2 separate regions of the Mus musculus genome follow, and region 1 is linked to region 2. A link is a loop called in an ENCODE intact Hi-C map of the cell type or tissue named here. Cell type or tissue: heart. All regions are shown on one strand. Each heading gives the region's core, and the rest is flanking DNA. Links, peaks and the distances in the headings are about the cores only.

Evidence for each region. A loop is a pair of places that touch in the nucleus more often than their neighbours do. Peaks named below come from ENCODE experiments on the same cell type or tissue, not always from the same donor. Only the 100,000 strongest peaks of a DNase experiment are listed, where the experiment ranks them.
Region 1: it touches region 2 in a loop (2.2-fold over the local background); 2 of 42 quality-filtered maps call a loop at or near these places.

The regions. Positions count from the first base shown.
Region 1 is chr2:31,782,679-31,794,454 of GRCm38, reverse strand. Abl1 (c-abl oncogene 1, non-receptor tyrosine kinase) reads right to left here. Exons shown (of 11, transcript NM_009594.4): 4 at 9,676-9,948; 5 at 4,100-4,184; 6 at 3,616-3,793; 7 at 2,033-2,217. Among named protein-coding and RNA genes, the nearest start is that of Qrfp, 22 kb to the left of the region's middle. In heart, for the core only: a CTCF peak has its summit at 7,236 (motif pointing left); a DNase peak (open chromatin) is centred at 7,200.
Region 2 is chr2:31,841,230-31,853,005 of GRCm38, reverse strand. Fibcd1 (fibrinogen C domain containing 1) reads left to right here and starts at 7,001. Exons shown (of 7, transcript NM_178887.4): 1 at 7,001-7,295. The coding sequence starts at 7,224. In heart, for the core only: a CTCF peak has its summit at 4,950 (motif pointing right); no DNase peak of the experiment used is centred there; H3K4me3 peaks cover 99 bases; H3K27ac peaks cover 148 bases; H3K27me3 peaks cover 1,377 bases.

The sequences.
Region 1 (11,776 bases), core at 6,134-8,633, 61 kb after region 2:
CTGGAACCCAGCGTAAAGGTGGAAGGAGAGAAGCGTCCTCTGACAGTCCTACGTATGCCAGAGCATGCTCACACACAAACAAACATATCACACACACACCAAAACACCCAAACACATGTAACACACACACGCACATACACACACTCTCTCTCTCTCTCTCTCTCTCTCTCTCTCTCTCTCTCACACACACACACACACACACACACACACACACACACACGCAAATACAGCCACTTTCTCACACACAGACATGTGCACACACACAGCATGCACACTCACACACATGCTCTCTCTCTCTCTCTCTCTCTCTCTCTCACACACACACACACACACACACACACTCGCACACGCACACGCACACACAGGATGTACAGGTACTCTCAGTCCCAGCAATGACATTTACCAGGCTCTCTGTGACAATAGCCCAGGAAAGATAGGACAAAGCAAAGCTATCTACTCATGCACACTACAGCGTGTAAGGGCGAGAGGCAGCGTGAGCCTCCTGGGGCGCAGGGTCTCTCAGGGCTGTAAGTCAGCTGCCATGTTCTGATCCTAGCTCTGTGACTGTGTAGCAACATGCCTGTCAGGCCATGGGCTGTTTCTAGGTGGGTGAGATTATCTCCAAAGTCCCTTCCAGCTCTAAACAGTTTGTAAAAATCTTGTGAGCTCTCAAAGTCTTGGCATTCTTTTGGGATTTTTTTGGTTTTCCGAGACAGGGTTTCTCTGTGTAGCCCTGGCTGTCCTGGAACTCAGAAATCCGCCTGCCTCTGCCTCCCGAGTGCTGGGATTAAAGGCGTACGCCACCACCGCCCGGTGCACACAGATTTATGCTCCATGGCCAACTGAGTATGGAAGAAAGGAGGTGGAGACTGATCACGTGACAGAGCTGCTAGTGAGCCACCACCGTCACCAGCAGCTGCCACACCATAGCCCTCTGGTGCAGTGGTTTCCCAACCTTCCTAATGTTGTGGTGACCCTAAGCATAAAATTATTTTCATTGCTATTTCATAACTGTAATTTTGCTGTTATGGATTATAATGTAAATATTTTTGGAGATAAAAGGTTGCCAAAGGGGTCATGGCCCAGAGGTTGATAACCACTGTACTACTAGAGGGAGAAAAATCAAGCATTATGGATCGACCAACCTAAAAGCATCCGCCTCTGCTAATGTACTTAATGAAAGAAAAGTCAGCTCAAGTGTCAGGAGCTACCCGGGTCTGACTGTGCAGCTTCTAAGAAGACTGAAGCTAGAGGCACAAAACAGATCACAGCACAGAGACACAATGAACAAAGTCTAGATTCTGGAAAGTCTAAAGGAATGGTGACAGAGTTTATCAATAAATGAACAGCAGGGAAATACAGAACACATCAATGTAGTGAGGGAGCCACATCTGGCTCCCAGGTGAAGCAAATACTGAAATGTGTATGTACAAAATAATATATTTGGGATTTGCTTTCAAATAACAAGAGGTAAGGGAGTAGGCGGGGCACAGGGCTCACTACTCAACTCCACCTTCTTTGGTCACCCTTGGCATGAGAAGTTCTTAAAGATGGACATTGTGGTGCACACCTTTAGTCCCAGCACCTGATTTGAAATCCCAGCAACCACACGGTGGCTCACAACCACCTGTAATGAAATCTGACGCCCTCTTCTGGTGCGTCTGAAGACTGCTACAGTGTACTTATGTATAATAATAAATAAATCTTTGGCCCAGAGTGAGCAGGGACTGAGCGAGCAGAGTTGACTGGAGCAAGTGGGGCCGACTGGAGCAAGCAGAGGTCCTAAAATCCAATTCCCAACAATCACATGAAGGCTCACAACCATCTGTACAGTATAATGTACTCACATACATAAAATAAATAAATAAATCTTTAAAAAAAGAAAAAAAGGAGGAAGCAGGAGTTTAAACTAAGCCAGAAATGAACCAGAAAGAGGGCATAGTGGTGGAGGAGAGACGAGGTATAGCAGTAAAGAGCCTGCGAAGCAGAAGGGGAAGCCCCTGGCCATGACTGCCCAGGACCTGGACCTTACCCCACACGTCCGACTTGATGGAGAACTTGTTGTAGGCCAGGCTCTCAGGTGCGGTCCATTTGATGGGGAATTTGGCTCCAGCATGGGCCGTGTAGGTGTCCCCTGTCATCAACCTGCTCAGGCCAAAATCAGCCACCTTCACCAAGTGGTTTTCCCCTACCAGGCAGTTCCGGGCAGCAAGGTCTCTGAGGAAGAAAAAGGGTCATCTGTGGGTGCTCCTGGCTGACTCCCTAGGTGTGTAGCTCCCCTACTATTGACAGGTATGACGCTGACAAAAGAAGACCAAGTGTAGTCCCCAGAAGCTTTCAAATACCCTGCTGTGGAGCAACAGTTCCTCAGCAAATACCAGTCGGGCTACAGCAGCAACACCACAAGCAGACAGGGTGGCAATGGGGGCAGGTCCTGTCCCATGACCTGGAGTTGTTAATTACCTCACATATAAAATGACGACAGTAACAGGGTGTGCCTTGGGCAGCTGTATGTGATATCCCTACTTTCTTCTTGCTTCCTGATGTTGACTCAAGTGTTTGAGAAACTCTCCCATATAATCACCTCCTGAATCTTCACGGGAGGAAGGGTCTAATCTTTGGTTCATGGCTGTTAACCATGAAGTCCTGAGGTAACTGGGAACCAAGGAATGAGAGTATGAGGCAGCTCAGGGCAACGACTGCGTGATACAGCTTGATCACCAGCAATGAGAGAAAAATTAAACACACAAGAGTTGTGCCTAATAGGATTTTTGGTAAGGCATTTTTAGTATGTGAATGGAGGGGGAACGGAGCTGGCCATGCAAGGCGAGCCAGAAGTCAGGAAATCTCAATTTGCAGCATCAGAGGCTACACTTTGCTGAGCGACAGGAGCATTTGGATTGGGCTCTCGTGGAGCAGAAAAAGATCTGTCTTCCGAGGGGCTGCCAGCATTTCATACACGCTACTTATTCCTGGCTATGAAATCTCATGTTGAGGTTTCACACTTGAGTTAATTGGGTAGGAAAGGTCACCACAGTGGCGTGGAGAACATCTTGCATGACGGAGTTGGGCCAAGCCCATCAGGCTCCCTCCTGCACAGGTTGTCACTCTGCTAGGAAGCCACTTCCACCAGCAAAGCATGCAAACCCAGATAATTGTGGCACACTTGAAGGTCAAAACACTCTGGGTTTTAAAAACAGCAACCGGCTTGCATGTATATAATTCTCCAGCCATGGAAACATCCCTAAACCCGGTGACAGCTGGTAGGCAAGGAAACACAAAGAAAAGGAGGAAAAGCCACACAATGAAGCTAAGCCCAGGCAGAGAGAGGCTTTACCGAGTGAGTGCTGGCCTCAGGAATGCTCGGTTTCAGAGGGAACCAAGACTATCAGGAAGAAGGCCTTTTACGAATTTCATTTAATATTCAACTAAATCCGAAGTGGCTCAGAAATGAAACACTTCTTTCCCCAGGGATTAGCTGCTCCACTGGCCCAGGCCTTGAAGCATTTAGTCCCGCAAGCAGCGCTTACGTCAGGCACTTGTGTCTGCCAGGACCAAGGCTGGGGCTGAGCCCTAAGACCGCACAGCTGGGTCCTCTGCTTTACCCAGCCCTACCTGTGGATGAAGTTCTTCTTCTCCAAGTACTCCATGGCTGATGAGATCTGTGTGGCCATGTAGAGCAGTACCACGGCGCTCACCTCCTGCCGGTTACACTCCCTCAGGTAGTCCAGCAGGTTCCCATAGGTCATGAACTCAGTGATTATGTAGAATGGTGGTTCCCGGGTACACACCCCTGACAACAGACACAGAGGCTTCAGCATGTGGCTCAGGGAAAGGAGCCCTAGGAAAGTCTGGCACTAAAAGGGGTCCTGGCCTGGTAGGAGGGCTCAGTGGATAAAAGCACTTGCCACGCAGGCCTGACCCCAGACCCCACATGAAGAACTGAGCAGACAAAGCATGGTTAGTCTGACCTCCCCACACGCCCTGAAACACTCAGTTCTCTTTTATCAGGAAGGGGTGCCCACTCAGCCAGACATTTGGAGCAGAGCCCTGCAGAGCCAGCAGTGGCGGCTCCTCTTCTGAGTCCGTGCTTGGTTACCTAGCAGCTGCACCAGGTTAGGGTGTTTGATCTCCTTCATCACCGCCGCTTCCTTCAGGAACTCCTCCACCTCCATGGTGTCCTCCTGCAGAAGGGAAGTTCAGATGCATGAGATCTGTTTAGCAAGGAAGTGCCTAGGAGGGAAGACAGCTTCAAGGGCTAAGGCAGTGACAACCTCCCCTCAGTCTAGGCCACTGCCTCTGATGAGCACTGGATACACTGCCCTTGAGAGGCTCAAGGAGTCTTGTCCTGGTGATGTGAAGACTCCTGTGGGGCAAATTCTCACCCAGGGCTCATGTTGTGAACAGCTGCCCCCAAGCTGACGGAGCAATTGTGGGAGGCTGTGGAACCCTCAGGAGCTAGGGCTTGCTTGGGAGGAGTTCTCATTACAGGCAGGTCTCGAAAGGTCAGACCCAGTCTCTGGTTCTCTTCCTGGGCTACAATCATGGGAACAACTGTGTCACACACTCCTGCCACCAAAGAACAGCCGCTCTGCCATGCTTTCTGCAGTGGTGGACTGAAAGCTTTGACACCATGAGCCAAGTTGGATCTTTTCTCCCTTCAGATGTTCCTGTCAGGTATCCTGTCTGGCCCAGTGAGTCAATGGGCCATAGGTCAGAGTGGCCTGGTATTGCTGTGGACCTTCTGTGGGGTCTTAGAACTATTTTTACAAGTACTGTTTGCTTCCTGACCCAACACCCTTAACATTAAAAGAGGAAACAGTGTGAAGAATCTGAAATGCAGCTGGCTTGAGAGATCCACTTTCCAGAGTGCCTCACAGGTCAGATAGACCCTGAGCTACTTAGTTATGCACTGCCATGAGCACCTAATGAAGCAATCATCACTGACTAGGGGGTCAATCACCCAGATTCTAAATCAGTCTTACCAGCAGCTCTCTGAGCACGCAGAGAACCATCTGTGTAGGTCACACAACACAGGGCCAGAGATGGACCCTTTCCAGGCTGAGTCTGAAGGGCTGTGGTCTGTACTCCTCGGCCTCCTTAAACCTAAGCCACTGTTGCTTTGAATCAACTCCCACAAGCAGGAAGCAGCAACAGTGAGTGGCAGGGTCTCCCTAGCTGCAAGAACAAGGCTCTGGAGGCAAGGACAGTAGGCCACATGTGGTGTCTGCAGGGAGTCTGCCTGTGTGGTACGGAAGAGGTTTCATGAAAATCAGCTTCCCTGGGCAGAGAGCCTCATCAGACCTCATGCTAAGTGTGCTTTTGTTCTTGGTGCTTTTCCGCTTTGGTCAGCCACAATGAGAAGCAAATCACGACCAGAGCCAGCGTGATGACGTGTTATCACCAAACATGGGTTCTAAAAGACTATGGAGATGCTGTCTACTGTTCTTTAACAGCATGGGCTGCTCTCATGTACCACAGCATGCGGCTGCTGCTGCCCAGCTGTGCGGAGGACATTCATCCCATGCCGCCCACCACTGGCTGCTGGGCTCTTCAAGTCTCTTCTGTTCCTCAGCTTCCCAAAAGCGAGTCTGGCTCTAGTGTGCAGCACTCTGAAGTACCCGGTGACACACCATGGATACCTGCCAGAGCCAGGAGCCAATGCTGCACAATACAACTGGCTTTGACACAACTGCTCTCCAGTGATACTGTCTAACATCTAAACCTTTCTGTTCTATAGCAGTGCACCTCACAGGCTCATCATCAGAAATCTCAGCTGTTGTGGAGCCACGTACCCTGATCCAGAAGACCAATGATCTCAAGGCAGAATTATTTAAAAGCATCTTCTTGCTTTGACTGCAGATCCCCACCGCCTCTCACACATGTACTCACACCCTGTGCAATCATTCCTTCCTGTCTATCTGCATGTCTGTCTCCATCACACACACACACACACACACACACACACACACACACACACATCGCCTATGGGGCAATTGTGGGGTCTTTTTCCTTTCACAAAAAAGTGTGAGTTTGTCTCCCCCTGCTGGAATTAGACATGATTCAATTAATCATTTAAACTGTAACCTAATGTTTTTAAATATCGAAATTTAAAAGACAAACTAAAAGACCAGGGAGCTGGAGAGGTGGCTCAGCAGTTAAGAGCACTGACTGCTCCTCCAGAGGTTCTGAGTTCAATTCCCTGCAGCCACATGGTGGCTCACAGCCTTCTGTAATGGGATCTGATGGCCTCTTCTATCATGCAGGTAAGAGCACTCATAATATACAAACAAATCTTTAAAAAACAAAAACAGCCGGGCATGGTGGCGCACACCTTTAATCCCAGCACTCAGGAGGCAGAGGCAGGCAGATTTCTGAGTTTGAGGCCAGTCTGGTCTACAAAGTGAGTTCCAAGACAGCCAGGGCTATACAGAGAAACCCTGTCTCGAAAAAACAAAACAAAACAAAACAAAACACACAAAAAAACCCCAAACAAGCTCCTCGTTGTAATCTGTGAGGTCCTGAGGTCCCTCTGCTTATTTTTTAACTCATGGCGTCCTTCTGAAGACATTTTCCTTTTACACAGTCAAACAGAACTGTGAAGGCTCAGGTGGAAGAAACACTGGGAGGATTTTCCTTTCTCTCCTTAGTCCTCGTGCTTATGCTTGTCGGGAAAAGAAGGCTCAACCGCTCCCTTCACGGGGCCTGCATGGCTCCATCCTTGTGGGAGACAGCAGGAACTTTGAGTCAGTGCTATAGGGAGGCTAAGAGGATGGCTTGTCAGTTATGCTGACCTGGCTTTGCTGCTGTGTGAGACCCTGGCAACTTAATGACCTACAACCCTCACCCCACTCTTCTGTGAATCTTTCTTTTCTTCTGTCTTTCCTTTTATAGGCAAGGGCTCACGTGATGACCTCAAACTCCTGCTCCCCCTGCCTCCACCCTCCAAGAGATGAGATTCCAGCTGTAGACCATGCTAGTGATCAAATCCCAGGCTCTGTGCATACTAGACAAGTACTGTGAGCCAGGCCACATCCTCAGCCTCTAGACTTGTTTTCAGTGACTGGCCAGCAGGGATTGGGGACACACTCCAATTGCAGTGGCTGTTACCTCTGGCCGTAGGGATGGAACAAGCACATGGCTCTTTTGGAAGGTTTTCTAATGAATACTGTCTTCTCACGGGCACTGGGAAGCGAGTGCCTTACACAAGCAGGCCATGCGCCCCCTGCTGGCTAAGGATGGGAGGAAGCAATGCTCTGGGAGGTCGTTGAAGGCCAGCAGGACTCTCTTGAGAGGAGTTTCACAGCAAGGGGAGTCCACGAAGCAGTCTTTCTAAACCTGTGGGTTGCAATCCCTTTGGAGTCACATATCAAATATCCTGCATATCAGATATTTACACTTTATAACAATAGCGAAATTACAGCTTTGAAGTAGCAATGAAGTAACTGTATATGGGGTCACCACAGCGTGAGGAACTGTGTTGAGGACTGCAGCATTAGGAAGGCTGAGAACCACTGACACACAGGATGTGGAGGAAGGTTTTCCTAAGGGGCAGAACTGAGGCTTATGTTTATTTTCATGGGGTCTGAGAGGTAAGACTGTAAAGGAGGGAGATGGTGAAGAGCTGGGCTTGGGAGCTGGGTGCCTGGGTTTGAGTCCTGGTTCAGGGCTCCAGCACCCACAGCTTTAGTGCCGATGCCTTAGTGCTCGCGCGTCTCTCAGTACCACGAGTGAAGGAGCTGCTGTATCGACCTGTACATCGCACACTCAGAGCACTAGGCTACACTAACTCAGCAACTGACCATTTCTGTAAGTTGTGTGGTTCTCAACTCTGCCAAGGAGGTCAAGAGCCAAAATCCTTTACGCCTCTCACTGAGAAATGGATAGCAGACGGCAGAGCCTCACTCCTGCAGGGCTAGGCCGCGTGGGGGCAGTTTATTTAGCAAGCTGCATGTGTGTGTGTTGAGTTAACACACCTCCAGAGTGAGTGCCCTGCCCTGTTCTGGTCAGGTGCCATGCAGGATTACCTACGTACCCACCCAACAGACCCTAGTGCTCTTTACCAACCATGGTGCATACACTAAGGAGGTTCTCAGAAACTTGCTGAGGTCTTAAGAGAAAACACCAGAACAGATCCTCCTCTGGAGGACTTCCTGCTATGCACAGCTGCAGCACTGCCCGTCAATGGGGCCTTCCAGCTGTGTAACCCCCACCTTCTTTAATGTCCTGATTTTTACATATATTTGTTTGTGCTGTGTGAAGAGTGTGTGTCATGGCACACGTGTGGTGGGAATCAGATCTCTCTTACCATGTGGGTTAAGAGAGCCCTGGAGGTGTCAGGCTCAGACTTTACCTACTGAGTGGCCTTGCTGCCCTCTCTTGAAGGGTTTCAAACAATCCTCCCCTCCTTGCTGAATCTTAGACGCCCAATGCTTTCCAAAGTCTGGCTGTGTTTGTAAATCCCTGTCAGCAGCACCTCGCCCTCCAAGCACTGCGGCCTGGTGTACAGGGGATCAGCAGCACTTTAACCCTCTGCTCTGCTAAACTCATGGCACCCTGAGTGCCTACCTCTCAGTGGCTCCTCCTCCTCCTCCTCAGTTAGGGCTTCCTAGTGTCTCTCCTGACCTCTGCCCTTCCTCACAGCAGTGCTTCACACCGTTCTATCCAGTGCAGTCAACACTGGCTCCTCCCCGCACAGGAGAGCCTGGCACCACCCTGACCCCCTATGCTGCCATCATCAGGGATTTGTCCATGTCTGTCCAATGTGGGCACCCAGGACTGAGCCTGTTTGGCAAACACATGTGAAGAACTCATGACATTTTAAAAAGCTGAATTTGGAAAATGCCCAAGAGTCCCCCAGGCAATCCCCCCTCTGCCCCTCTCCTCCCCCTGCGCTGCTCTGCCACGGAGCCAAAGGAAGGAAAATGCTCAATATGATGACTGGAAGCTGCTTTTCATTCTGTAATGCAGCCTTGCTCTAAACAGTTATTATGGCAATTAAAAGTCCCAGCCTCTATTTTCCTGTCTCTTATTGGCAGAGCCGGGGCTGACAGATGTATTGGACGGCTGAGCTGAGACACAAGTACACAGTCAGTGGAGAGCAGGTTATCAGAGTCCATCCAAGACATGCGCAAGCAAGCAATATAGTGCAACACTAGGGGGCACTCTCATCACAGGAACAAGCTCGGATCATGTATCTTCAAGGAGGAACATGAACCACCTGCAAACACGACACGTGGGTCAACAGTGGAGAAGTGTGTGGCCCTGTGATTCAAGGAAGGCCACAGCCTAGTGACACGCAGGACTTGCTTCTGTTTGCATGTGAGAGAACCAAAGCACGCCAGGACGCCACACACCTGCCTTTCCTATCAGCCCACAGAAGTCCACATGGGACTCGGCTCAGGATTCTCCTCCAGTTCAGCCTCTGTGCCTCCTTCTCTCAGCTCCCACAGGGATGCAGCCTCCATGTCACCCAACAAGAACAGAAGGCAGGCTTTGAAAGAGCACAGCTACAGAACAAGTGTCCTCTAATAACTAGCCTTTCCCGATCCTCAGCACTGGGCAGTGCTCACCATCTGCAAAGCCACAGATGGAAGACACTCAGCCTCACACAGAGCCAATGCCGAGGAGGCCTGAGGCGCTGCCGAGCCACAGCAGACACACCCCCTTACCCACCTTCAAGGTCTTCACGGCCACAGTGAGGCTGTACTTCTTCCAAACGCCCTCGTACACCTCCCCGTACTGGCCTCCACCCAACTTGTGCTTCATGGTGATGTCGGTGCGCTCCATTTCCCACTTGTCGTAGTTGGGGGACACACCGTAGATAGTGGGCTTGTTGCGCTTGGGAGCTGGGTAGTGGAGTGTGGTGATGAGGCCATCAGCCACCGTGGAGTGATGGTGAACTAACTCAGCCAGAGTGTTGAAGCGGCTCTCGGAGGACACGTACAGCTGAGGAAGAAGAGGGAACAGTCCTTATTCACAGAGCTAAACCCTAGGGGGAAAGAAAGGCTTTACACACTGTTTAGAGTCTCCTGTAGCAGCTTCTTCTAGCAGGGGTAGAACTCAAAAGCCCCAGGGCATAGATAGTGCTAAACCCTACCCAGCATTCCCCTCCTTAATCTCCAATTTATTACTTTTAATTAATTTTTAAATGATTTTTGTTTTATGAGTATGGTAATCACATGCATGCATGTGCACCATGCGCATGCCTGGTGCTCTTGGAGGCCAGGATAAGTAACTAGAGTTACAGAGAGTGGTGTGAGCCATCATGTGGGTGCTGGGATTAGAACTGGGAGTCTCTGGAAGAGCAGTAGCCAGTGCTCTTAATCTTAACCCTGTAGAGACATCTTTCTAGTCCCTACCCTCCAATTAAATGTTTTCCCTCAGTGTCCAGTATGAGGCTACCACCAGGGTGGAGGACAGTGTGGCTCCATACCCAGCCACGTTTCGGTCAGCACCTTGCAGGCCAGGAGCCAGCATAGCCTTTTCCAACATGGGACACAGGAAGATGAGGTAGGAGTACTTTCAGGCTTCTCTGAGCTACAGCACTGGGGCAGCAGTGGCAGAAAGCACTCCATGGGAGTGCAGCCACCTTTGTTCCCTCCTGCTGCTGCTGCTGCTGCTGCTGCTGCTGCTGCTGCTGCTGCTGCTGCTGCTGCGCTATGGGAAAGAACTGCTCCATGCACATCTACACAGACAGCTGGGCTCTGGGCACAGCAAGCACTAAACCTGACTTGCCCCAGCAGCAAATTCACAGTGGGGGCTGTGGGGGTGCTGGACTCTGTGAGAGCTGATACTTGGTAAGACAGGGTCAGGCTGTGACTACAAAGGTGACATCTGGATAGCACAGAGGGAGGCAGGAGGAAGCCCAAGATATACATAGGCTGTATATTATGCTGGGCACCGCTGTCTGACGGCCGGTATGCATGGCCTCCAGGCAGCAGTGTGGTGTGCTGGGGAAGCTTTAAATGGTGTGGTCTCAGGAGCGGTTAAGGCCTTCCTGGGAGTCCAGAGTTCTCCTGCTCCAGAGTACAAGGGGGGGTTACAAAGGGGTCAGCCCGGCCCTTCTGTCCCTCTCCAATGAGAAGCCTGTTCCTGTCCTCATCAGCTGACTGACTACTACACTAATCCACTGCTCCTGGGCCAAGGACCTGTACCACGCTGCTTCAATTTTCAGTTTTCCCCACCAAGAGCTAAATAAAACTGTTTCTGTGAATTAGCTGCTTCGGGTTATTTCACTGTGGCAATCAAATACAGACACAATTATTTTCTATGGCTTACAAAGGAGATAACCACAAGGGGGTAGCAAGCTCCCTTCTCTGCTTGTCCAGAAGATATACACACATTTTTTTTAAACTCAGGCAAGCCAAATTTGAATCTATAATTCTACTAAAATAAAAGTCCAGGACAACCAAGCTTTGCCTAGACGTGTTCCTCACCCTTGTGTGACAACTGTGGTCTCTGTGTGAGAAGCTGCCTCTGAGCACAGAACCCTCCAGGCTGAAGAAGCCCCTCTCACCTCAGAGCACCTAGAGAGGCTGTATGAACCGTTCTGGAGCCACAGGAAGTTAGACTAGGACATGAGCTGGTGAAGGAAGGGGTGAGGTGGCCCCACCATAAACTTGAGACCCACACAATGTTGCCCACAGCCCTCCCCTCAATGCTGATCGCAGACACAGTGTACTCTGTACAGTTTCGGGGGACAGCTCCCCATCTCTGCCACTCCCCAGAGAGCTATAACTGAGCTCATTCTCCAACCTAAAATTTACATGGCATC
Region 2 (11,776 bases), core at 3,403-5,902:
TAGCAGGGGCTACAGGAAGCTGTGTCCAAGAAATAAAAAGCAAGATGAACCAAGAACAGGAGTAACATTGAAGAGAATGTGACCAAGCAGGAGTCCAAGGTGACCTGCATGCTGACTGGCATGGTGGACACGACTCCTCATAAGATCTACAGATTTGGAAGGGTGGGGCGGGGGGGGGGGAGATGGCTCAGCACGTAAGAGGTTGGGCTGCTCCTGCAGAGGACCAGGGTTCAATTCCCAGCACCCACTTGGAGACTGGCTACCATCTGTAACTCCAGTCCCAGATCTCATGTGCTCTTTTGGTCTCTGCCAGCACTGCACACACATGCTAGCAAAACACCCATACACTTGAAATAAAAATAAATAAATCTTAAAAAAAGAAGAAAAAAAAAAGACCTGCACATTTGGAGTTGGGGAAGTGGCGCTTACTGAGCAATGTGCTTGCAAGCATGAAGACCTGAGTTTGAGCCTTGGAACTTACATAGAAACCCGGGAGAGATGGTGTGCGCCTGTAATCACACTGGGGAGGGAGGCAGAGATGGCAGCAGCCCTGGACCAGGGGTCAGGAGCTGCTCAATGGGATAGCCTTCAGGCCTAAGCAGGAAACAGTGTGGTAACTGAGCCTTTCTAGACTCAGTTTCCCCTTGCACCTCACTCTTCTGGGGTCTTGGGGCAGGTACCATACAGTAAGCACCTGAGGGGTTAGTGCAAGGCAGGCAACCTGTTTCTTCATTGAGGGAGCAAAGGGCTCCCCGCGGCTCCCTGGCCAGCCACTCTATCCTGAACGGTGGGCTTCAGGTCCAAGTGAGGACTGTCACAGAACACAAGGTAGATGAAGCTCGAGCAAGGGCACTGGAGACTGGCCTTTGGTACCTGCTTTCCTCCCCAGGACTCAAGAAAAGGCAAGAAGAGAAAAGTGACCCCACAAAGCTGCCCTCTGACCTCCACGTAGGCTCTGTAGCACTGGTGTCTGCCTCGCCCCATTCCCCAGTACTTATAAATTAAATTAAACAATTCGAAGTGAGGACTCTGGAGTCTGGCAGGAGAGCTTGAATTCTCACCATGTTTTTTAAAAATGAGCAGCTGACCTCCATGGGTTCCCCACCCCCCACACCCCCGCATCTCCTCCTGTCACGTGGCAATACGGAGGGCACTCAGAGGTCAGTTACAGGGTAGACACTTAAACAAGCTGGCCTGGGACACCCCAGTTGCTTCCTGTCCCGCTGGCTTGGGTTTTCTGCCTAGTGGTAGACTCTCTGCATCTGGGGTTCCCCGCTCCCCTCTTCTCCTTTTTCCTGACTTATTTTTGCCCAGCCTCAGGGGTGCCAGGGTCTTGAGAAGCACATGGCCTCCACAGAGTCGTCTCCACCCTCCCTCCAGGGTGCTCCTCTCTGTTTTCTCCCAACCCTCCATTGGACAGGTCCTCACTCCCCTTGGGTTTCTTGAGTCTCTTGTGCTCCACTCTCTCCTTCCCAGTGAGTGTGTGTGCGTGTGTGCATGCATGTGTGTGTGTGCACACGCGTGCACTATGAGCACATGTATGTGTATATTTGCATGCCACAGCACTTGTATGTATCATCGCCCACCTCTTTTTTGTAAAGATAAAGACTTCAAGGACCCTGAAGCTTGCCACTTTGGTAACACTGTCTGGCCCCAAGTGCCAGGAATCCTGTTTCTGCACCCCAGTGCTAGGAGATACAGATGTGCTGCACCCCGCTTTTATGTGGGTGCTGGGATCCTCATGTTCGCAGAGCAAGCACTTTACCCAGTGAACCATGTCCATCTCCCCAGCCCAGTGAACCTCCAATTTCGACAACTAAATGGCCCATCAGACTGCTCTGTCCAATAAAACCTAGCTTTCTATCTGAGAGAAACTCTGCTGAAATGTTTAAAATGACATATCTCCTTCATGCCCTGTATTTACTGAGTGCTATCCTCTGAGTATATCTCAGAGGATCTGGGCAAAGTGCTAGGGACACAGGGATGGACAGTGCAGGTGCCATTTATGAAAGGGCAGTACTGTCCAGCTCCCGGCACCAGCGCTGGCCGTCACAGCTCAGCTTTGGCGCATGCTCCTCCAGTAATGTAACATAGGACGGACTAACCTCAAGAGTCGAAGGACGCTGACCAGTGAACTTGAGGCATGGACATACAGCAGCTCTCTCTCTCTCTCTCTCTCTCTCTCTCTCTCACACACACACACACACACACACACACATTATACACATACTTGGTCTCTGCTAATTCTTGCCTCTGATGGCAGCCTCTGGCTTGTCATCATGTTGACAAAGCAAAAGTAAAAAAAAAAAAAAAAAAAGAAAGAAAGAAAGAAATCCATCCCGTCACTCGGACTCCCCCACCCTTGCCCAGCTTGGCAGCCCCCACCCACCCCCGCCTTTGTATTATGAGTTTGTGTCAAGGTATGTTGGATTCTAAATTAAATGTCAGCCCACTGTACATTTCTGGCTCCAGTGCAGAAAATGAGGCGCTGGCGCTGGAGCCCATCCAGTTGTTCAGCTCTCCGCGTCTCACCAAGAGGGTGACAAGCCCACTGAATCACTGCACAGCACCTTCCCATGCCAAGGGGAGCCAGGATGAATTTATTTTTAATGATAAATGTGACTGTCAGAAGTGAGTCGAAACCGCTTTACCAGAAGAGTGAAGTGCCCCGGGCGGTGAACGGGGAGAGGTGGGTGGACAAGGGCCAGAGGTCTTGACCTCCTGGCCCACTGCCTCCAGGTCTCCGGAGACAGGCAGGAGACAGGCACATTTGACATGCAGCCCACGTTCCGGAGCTCTGCTGCATTCAATGCTCTCTGGGAATATCAGAGCCCAGCAAGGCTGAGACTCTTGTGCTCCAGCAGAGCACAGCCCAGGATTCAAATTCTGGATCTACCAGCTACTGTGTGATCTTGGCCAAGGTATTGAGCCTCTCTGATCTTCAGTTGCCTTGTCTTTATTTTTTTTTTTTAATTAGGTATTTTCCTCGTTTACATTTCCAATGCTATCCCAAAAGTCCCCCATACCCACCCCCCTAATCCCCTACCCACCCACTCCCCCTTTTTGGCCCTGGCGTTCCCCTGTACTGGGGCATATAAAGTTTGCAAGTCCAAAGGGCCTCTCTTTCCAGTGATGGCTGACTAGGCCATCTTTTGATACATATGCAGCTAGAGACAAGAGCTCCGGGGTACTGGTTAGTTCATATTGTTGTTCCACTTATAGGGTTGCAGATCCCTTTAGCTCCTTGGGTACTTTCTCTAGCTCCTCCATTGGGGGCCGTGTGACCCATCCAATAGCTGACTGTGAGCATCCACTTCTGTGTTTGCTAGGCCCCGGCATAGTCTCACAAGAGACAGCTATGTCTGGGTCCTTACAGCAAAATCTTGCTAGTGTATGCAATGGTGTCAGCGTTTGGAAGCTGATTATGGGATGGATCCCTGGATATGGCAATCACTAGATGGTCCATCCTTTCGTCACAGCTCCAAATTTTGTCTCTTGCCTTGTCTTTAAAACGGGCATATTGCCACAATTCACAGGTCTTTGGAGAGTAGACCTGAGTGAAATCTGTTCATACTGACAATGAATAATGTTCCACATGTGAGAAACGATGGGCCTTACTAGACGACGACTTGGCATTAACCACATGGTTTTAGATTGTTGGGTAAATTATTTAACTATATTTCTGACTCTGCTTCACATCCTTGAATGAGACTAGCGATAGCTCTGATCTGTTGGGGTAGCTGGTGCCCCATGCAGGACTGTATGGAAGGGTGATGCTCCACAGATGGCGACCACTGAGGCTAGTCCAGAGGCATGTTGTTACTCCAGGCCCCCAGCTACTCTCCTCTTTGTCTCTCTTCACTTCTGTCCTCACCATCTATCCAGTACCCCTCCCAGTGAAGACAGCCAGCAGCTATGACTCCCCCACGGCACTGCAGTGAGGACCCCTGGGGAGGACAGCTACCTTGGGCCAGCTGACATCTTGCGATTGATGGATCCATGTTCAGAAGGAAGGGCAGGACCTGGCCAGACCCTCTCTCTAGAATCTCAACTAAAATTTCCAGACTGAAACTGCCTGATAGTTGGAGTTCTCACGCTCAGGGGACTTGGGGAAGGGAGGAGGAGGAGCAAGAGGCGGAGGAGGAGGAGGAGGAGGAGGAGGAGGGGGAGGGGGAGGGGAGGGGGAGGGGGAGGGGAGGGGGAGGGGGAGGGGGAGGAGGACAGCCACCACCACCACCCTGAATACATGGTGAGCCAGAGAGGTGGGATCAGAGTGCCAGAGAGTTCTGGATTAAGTCTTTGGTTTTGTTTTTTTGTTTTGTTTTGTTTTGTTTTGTTTTGTTTTGTTTTTCGAGATGGGGTTTCTTTGCAGCCCTGGCTGTCCTGGAGACCAGGCTGGCCTTGAACTCAGAAATCTGCCTGCCTCTGCCTCCCAAGTGCTGGGATTAAAGGCGTGCGCCACCACACCCAGCTGGATTAAGTCTTTGTAGTTCAGGAGTCCTGGGTTCCGTGAAGCCCTGCCTGGTCCCTGAGCTGGCTAAAAGGCTGCATCTGCAGAGGCCAGCATGCTTAGCTCAGCCATACTTGTCCCTGTCACTTGGCCCCTATCAGCCTGGCAAGAAGTCACAGCACACAGGCACAGTGTTGGTCTGCTCTGCTCTGTGGCTCCTCCCAGGAGCTTCTCCTGCATCCGTGCATCCCGTTCACACCTCCCCATGGGGCTGATGGGCCTGTGTACACTAGGGGCTGGTGCTGTGTACAGGGGCTGAGTGTGCTCCTGCCAACCCAGGGCCACCACTGATCGTCCTAGTGTCAACTGAGCTGAGAGCACAGCTGTGGCAGAGTGGAGATAGGGCAAGGCCACCCCTATCTGCACTCCAGCAGACAGGAGAACTGGGGACTCTTGCTGAGTTGGTGACAGGTCCCAGCAGCAAACACTGCTGGGAGGAGCCACTAGGTGGCCCCCGCTTACCTGTCCTTCCTCAGACCCAGAAGCAGAATGTCCTGAAGGCGCCCATGCACACCTGCGTGTGTCTCCCATTCAGAGTTTGGCCTCCCTTGTCTTAACCATCAAAGTGGCGTCCCCTGAACCAAGTATCACCATCCTAAACAGGCTGACAGCTCTCCGTGTACACCCAGGGACCTTTGGACCACATCTCCAGACCAGGACTGCCCAGGGTGATTTTTAGTGTACACCTTGCCTAGCTCTTCCCGGGGAACTGCAGAATCAGACTTGGGATCCTTAATTAATGCTTGCTTCTTATTTATTTATTTATTTATTTATTTATTTATTTATTTATTTATTTATTTATTTATTTATCTATATGAGTACACTGTAGCTGTCTTCAGACATATACCAGAAATGTGCATCAGATCTCATTACAGCTGGTTGTGAGCCACCATGTGATTGCTGGGAGTTGAACTCAGGACTTCTGGAAGAGCAGCCAGGGCTCTTAACTGCTGAGCTACCTCTCCATCCCTAATGCCTGCTTCTTGTGAGGGCGCTGGGAAGCCTTCGTCCATTTCCATCCTTGCTTGCTCAATGAGGAAACAGGTTCCGAGAGAGCAGAAGCCTGCCTGCGTTTATAGCGGGAAGTATGAACCCCAGCTAACACTAACCCCTCAGATGCTTATGTATGGTGCCTGCCTCTGAACCCCGGAAGAGAGAGCCCTTCAGAGTGAGGTGCTGTTAACCCTTTGGATACAAGGGGAACCTGAGTCAAGAGAGGTTCAGTGGCCAGTAATCACAGTTTCCTGCTTAGGCCTGAAGGATCTCTGGGTCACCTACAACCCTCTTAAGTGATGAGGGAGCATGGGGGAGGGGTGTGTGCAGGGCGACACATGTTCATCCTCTAGGATGTGGGCTTCTGACCCCAGCCTGGGGTGACTGGGCAGTAAGTAACTCCGGCAGCTTACTGTCCGGAAGCCGGGCTGGGACCGCGGGAGACCCCAGCCACCCGGAACACTGGAAGTGCAGACTGTGGGATCCAGTTTCTGGCTGGTGACAGTCTGGAAGGGCACGTGGCCACAGTGCCTAGCTTCAGCTGTGGTCCCGGGACCACTCTGTCTGTGTTAGGCTCGGGCCCCACCCTCGCAAAGCCTGCCCCACGCTTGCCAGGCACCTAGAGGGACGAGAAGAGGGACGTAGACGAAGATGAGGCAACAGACTGGAAACCGGTGGGAGAGAGACGACGCCGGTGCCAGGGAACAGCAAGGCGGCCAGAGCGCCCCGAAGCCGGAAAACAGCTTTAAGAAATAGCGGGGGGCCCAGGCGTCTCTGCGGAGCTGGGGGGAAGGGCGGCTGGCGGGGCTCGGCGTGGGGCGCGTGGGAGCCACGCGGTCGGAGTCACAACAGCAGCTCGTTAACCGCGCAGATTAAGGACTTTGTCAATTACCTCCGAAGGCTGCTCGGGCGGATTAAACGCTTTAAAAAGTGTTGCTAGTGGGAGGGACGACTGAGAAGCCCCCACTGGTGGCTCAGATCCCTCCTCCCGCGGTTGGGATAGCTCCAGGCCGGCTTGGGGGGGGCGGGGCGGAGCGAGGTGTTGTTCGGGACTCCGGGTGGGCAGATGCCATAGGGGCCAGCCTGGCTGCGGAGTCGGGGACTCCAGCACCAGGCCACAGGGCTGGAGATTAGCGGGCCACGCGCACACTTGCCCCGGGACTGGAACCTCGGAGCCCCGAAAGGGTCACACGGTCTCTGCCTAGCCCCTTCCTAGGGACTTAGACGAGTCCCACCCGAGAGGAAGTTTGCGCGGGGCGCCGCAGGGCGCGCAGGTTCCTCGAGGAGCCCGTGGCTGTCGTCACGCTCGCTGCTGCTGAATAGTCCTCCTCACCCCCCAGCGACCGGGCTAGAGCGGGAGTCACTCTTAGAGCCCTCGGGGGGCGCGCGCGCGTGCTCGGGAAGCCGCGGGGAGCAATAAAAGGCCCTGAGGGTCCGAGACGAAGACGCGGAGACTGAGCCGGGAGGAAGAGGGCGGAGCGCGCGGGAGGCGCGGGAGCGGGACGCGGGGACGGCGCGGCGCGGGCGGCTCTCGGAGGCTCGCGCCCGCGCTCCCAGCAATCACACGCGCTCACACGCAGCCTAGCTGGCGGCCGCCGCTCCCGGGCCACCCCGGATCCCCGGCACCGAGGGGACCTCCTGCGAGTGCAACGCACCCTGTGCACCCCTCGCCTCCTTTGCACTCGCCCTTGCCCCGCAACCCCGCTGGTCTTGCTGGAAGATGGTCCACGAGCGGTGGAAGACCGTGGGCAGCGCGTCCCAACTTGAGGACCGACCGCGCGACAAACCGCAGGTACCCACGGGCGCGGGGACGGGTGTGGGGGCTGGAGTTTGGTGAGCTTGTGCAGAGCTTAGTGGGAGCACCTGCTCTCCTCCTCCCCTCAGCGGAGTCTTGAACTCTGGGCTCCCTGCAGAAGGCACCCGCTGCAGCCAGTCCCCACCCCCACCGGAGACCCCTGTGCTTGCTTGTGCAGAGGGAAGAGAAGACCTATAGTTGGTTGTGGATCAGCCCTTCAGTTGGGGACAGCCAACAGATGACCGCGCGCAGAGTCCCGTTCGCCCACAGCCTCAATGGGGGTCCTCCTCACTTGAAATTCCTTAACCTGTGCCAGGCGCCCCGCACATCTTTCCAGGCTTCAAGAACAGGACCGGCCCCCCAGATCCGCCCTCTTTACCTAGGCGCCCAAATTCAATTGGGGAACAGTAAATATTAATCTCCTATAAGAAGCCTAGGCACTGTGATTCTCTGACTTTCAGGAGAGCAAGGCTCAGAGAGGTCCCGCTGCAGCCCGAGGCCACGAAGCCCTACAGGGATTTGAACCTGGGTCTGGCTGATCCTCTCTCCCTACTGCCTCTGCAGGGACAGTGAAGTGTCCCGGCTTGGAGGATGCCCAGGGCTGTGCACTGCACCAGCTGGGACAGAACAGGGAGGGGCTGCTGAGGTACTGGGCATCCGGAGTCGGAAGCAGAGGGGTGGCCGCAGGACTGCCCCAGGCTGGGCCATCAAGGGACTGGCATAGACAAGCGAATTGAGGAGGCCGTTTGCCAAGGAGAGCAGATAATGGGGCTGCCCGTTTTAAATTTTAAATTTCTCCCAGACAGATGTCACTGGGGAAGGAACAGTGAGAGTTTGCAACCAGAGAAGGAGGAGGTGGCAGGGGTGGGCGTGGCCACTCCTCACTAATCAAAGCTGCAACCTGCCTTTCTTTCCGAGTAACACTGGTCTGGTAAGGGGACCGGCTAGCTTGTTTGCAAAGCTGGCTCTTCACTAGTATACACTTCCCATATCCCAGATGAAGATCAGGGAGGTTGAATATGCCCAAGCCACACAGCATGTGGGCCAGAGAGCAGGGACTCTACTTTTCTAACCTCAGACTGGTTCCATTGCCTCCCTGGGTGGTCTGTCCCCCTTCTTAACTCTTCCAGTCTTCACTGTGTCCCCAGGTGGCAGGGCCCTTCCTGCTGAGATCTTAAAGGAGCAGTGGAAACTTCAAGGCTACCCCAACCTGGTCCAGTCTTCCTTCCTTTTGGTATCTTAAAGATCCTGACTGCTATTTGCCTCCCTGGGCCGGATCCCACGTCCAGACATGTGCTTTCTCATTTGATTGACACCACCAGGCCTCCAAACACTGCACACCCAGGGACACCCTACCTGTTCTACAGAGGGTAGGAAAGAGGCTGCTCCCTCTTGGAGGCCTCCCTGGTTGCCTGGGGTAGGGCTCTTAGTCCAGGCAATTTCATTGTTTTTTAAATTGTGCCCCTAGCTCTAGTTCCCTGGGGCCACAAGTTCCCCCATTGCCCCCTGCCATTGCCTTTTCCAGAAGCCCAGCTGAGGTAAGGGCCATTGCTGAGGTCAGATGCTTGAAACTTCGCCAAGAGGAGCATGGGAGAGGAGGGATGGGGATTTCTGGGGAGTCTGCTAGAAATGGGGCTTCAAGGTGTCATGGGCCAGGTATGGCCTCCTGGACTCTGCTGCCCCTGGGAACCAGCTCCCAGCTGCACCAGGTAGAGCCCAGCTGGGCCTATGCTGGGTATGGGGGTATTAGTCACCCCTTCCATCCTCCGTGCCCGCTGTGTGTTGTTGTGGTCACAGGAGGCAGGGATGGGAGGGAGAGAGGTGTGCCTCAGCACCCCTGGGGCCTTCTTCCTTGTTTTCTTGTCATATTGTGGTCCCTGACATGCTTGTGTTCCTTGCTGGTGCATCTGTGAGAGGGACCAACCCTTCCCTCTTCTTCCTCACACCCCCTGAGCTGCCGAGGAAGACCAGTGAGCTTCTGGTGTATTTGTAAACCTCGGCGTGCCACGCACCCACACAGGCTGGTTCTCCCTGCCACAGCTCCTCTCTTTGCTCCCAGGGTGGGATAAGTGCAGTCTCTTCCCACTGGAAGGAGACTGCTCCAGCACCAGGCTAGCTCACACCCTTGCCTGTCATGTCTTGGTCACACCACCCTAAGAGACTGCAGATATAACAGATGAGGCGGCTGGGGCTAGGCTCTCTGGTAGGGGGACCAAACCTGTGAGCTCTGGAAGCAGATGGGGCAAAGGGGAAGGGACAGAGGGAGGGGGGCACCCTGTTCTTCCTGAACCGGCTGCTTCCAGAGCTTGGTCACTTAGCCAGGCCTGAGCGTAGCATAGGTTTTCACCCTTCCTCCCGGGCAGGTATGGCTGCTCCTGGGAATCTCCTTGGGCCTGCTCTTCCTGGCTGTTTCAGAACTGTCTCCTCATTGGATGGATGACCTTGGCCAAGTGGCTGATTCCAACTTCATTAGGGTATCATTCCTACCCCCTGTACAGGAAGGGTCTTGTGGACCTTTGGGCAGGAAGACGAGGTCTAGTCAGGTGTTCAAATATAAGACTCTAGAACTACACATGGGCTTCCCCTGGGATCTCTGTAAGGTGTCACCCTGGACCATCTCCTTGGAGGGAGTGGTGACTTCTTGCTGAGCGGATCCCAAGCCAGCCTCCGGCAGTCAACCTCTCAAGCATGCTTAAGCCTGTGCTTCAGTTATTTCAAAACTGGAGATGATGGAGCTGGCGTGGTGGCGCACGCCTTTAATCCCAGCACTTGGGAGGCAGAGGCAGGTGGATTTCTGAGTTCGAGGCCAGCCTGGTCTACAAAGTGAGTTCCAGGGCAGCCAGGGCTACACAGAGAAACCCTGTCTCGGAAAAAAAAAAAAAAACCCCAAAACCAAAAACCAAACCAAAACCAAAACCAAAACAAAAAACAAAAAACAAAAAACAAAAAACAAAACTGGAGATGTCTCAGAAAGCTACTGTGGGAAGTCCTTCCTGGGGGCCAGCTTTAATCCTTGTCCCATTACTTCACTTCATGGCTATTTGTGGAGACCCTATATCATACCAGGAGATGCAGCCCAGGAGATGCAGCCTAGGCCTCAGGGAACATAAAATAGCCTGGGGACCAACCTACAAGTCAGGAACTGCCACAGGCCATGTGGATACCACACAGGGAAGTCTTCTCTTTCTTCCCATTTATGAGATTATGAGAAGTCATCATTGGATTTGGTATAGAAGGGAAGAGACCACCGGAGGCACCCCCTCTTCAGTTGTCTCTTGAGTCAGCATGGCCTGTCTGAGGCTCCCAGGCCTGGCAGAGATGACCATGGAGAGTCACATAGAGCTATGTCAGGGGAAGGAGCAGCAGACACGGGGAAGGGTGTAAGGGGCAAGTGTCCTGTCTTGCTCTGTGTTCAGGCCACTGGTGACACTGGTTTTGAAGCAGGTGATAGAGATGTGGCCAGGTTGGGGTGCAGAGCTAAGGCTCTCGTGAACCATGTGGAGGAGGGGCAGGATCTGGGGGGCCCTTCACAGACACCTGTGGAAACCCTTTGCCAGCAGAGAGAGAGAGCCAAGCCACAGGATCCCCTGGAGTGACAGTGTGAGTATCTTAGAGACCCTAGGGGTCACCCATGCTGCAGCAGCATCATTTCTGTCACCTTGGGCACCTTCAGTGGCTGCTCCTAGAACCTTCCAGAAAGCCAGAGCTCCCCAGATCTCCAGTGCACAGTCAGCAGCACCATTCTGCCCTAAGCACAGCTTCAGCCTTTGGCTGAGGCTCCCAGAGGGGAAGACAGAGTGGCCCTCCAGACACCCCGCCTCCCTGGCCCACAGGAGACATCCTTGTTCCGACTGACAGCCAAGATGAGGCTCTCTGTCTCGGACCTGTGGGGCTTGCCCACCAGGGAAAGCAAGCAAGCAGGAGGGGGCGCGTGCCATATGGGGGATGGGGGTTATCCGGACCCCTAGGTATTGAACCTCGTCCTCCAGATTCCAAGTTCTCAAGGGCTGATGGCTTCAAGATACAGTCTGGACAAATGTTGCCTCCCAACAGAGGTGTTCTGGGAGGCTTCTGCCTCCTTCCTCAGACAAACCCCACTTAGCTTTCCTTTGGACAATGGCTTAATTTTTTTCATTTGTATTTCTTTTGTGTAGGGGGGGGCGGGGGGGTTCACCTGTCACAGCATGTGTGTAAAGGTTCGAAAGACAACTTTTGGGCGCCAGCTTCCCTTTCCTCCTTTGCATGGGCTCTTGAGATTGAACTCAGGTCGTCAGGTTTGCCACCCCCCTTACCTGATGACTGTCTCACAGGCCCTGCCAAGGGGTGCGTAGGGAGCCGCTGCCGCTGCTGCTGACCCCTATAGCGGGGGATCAAAGACATCCCTTAAGCGGGGACATGCAAGCCCATCTCCTGTCTCAGCTTCCCGTTCCTTCTAGGCACGATACCGTGCCCTTGGGAGGCCCTGTACTCCCTCTCCT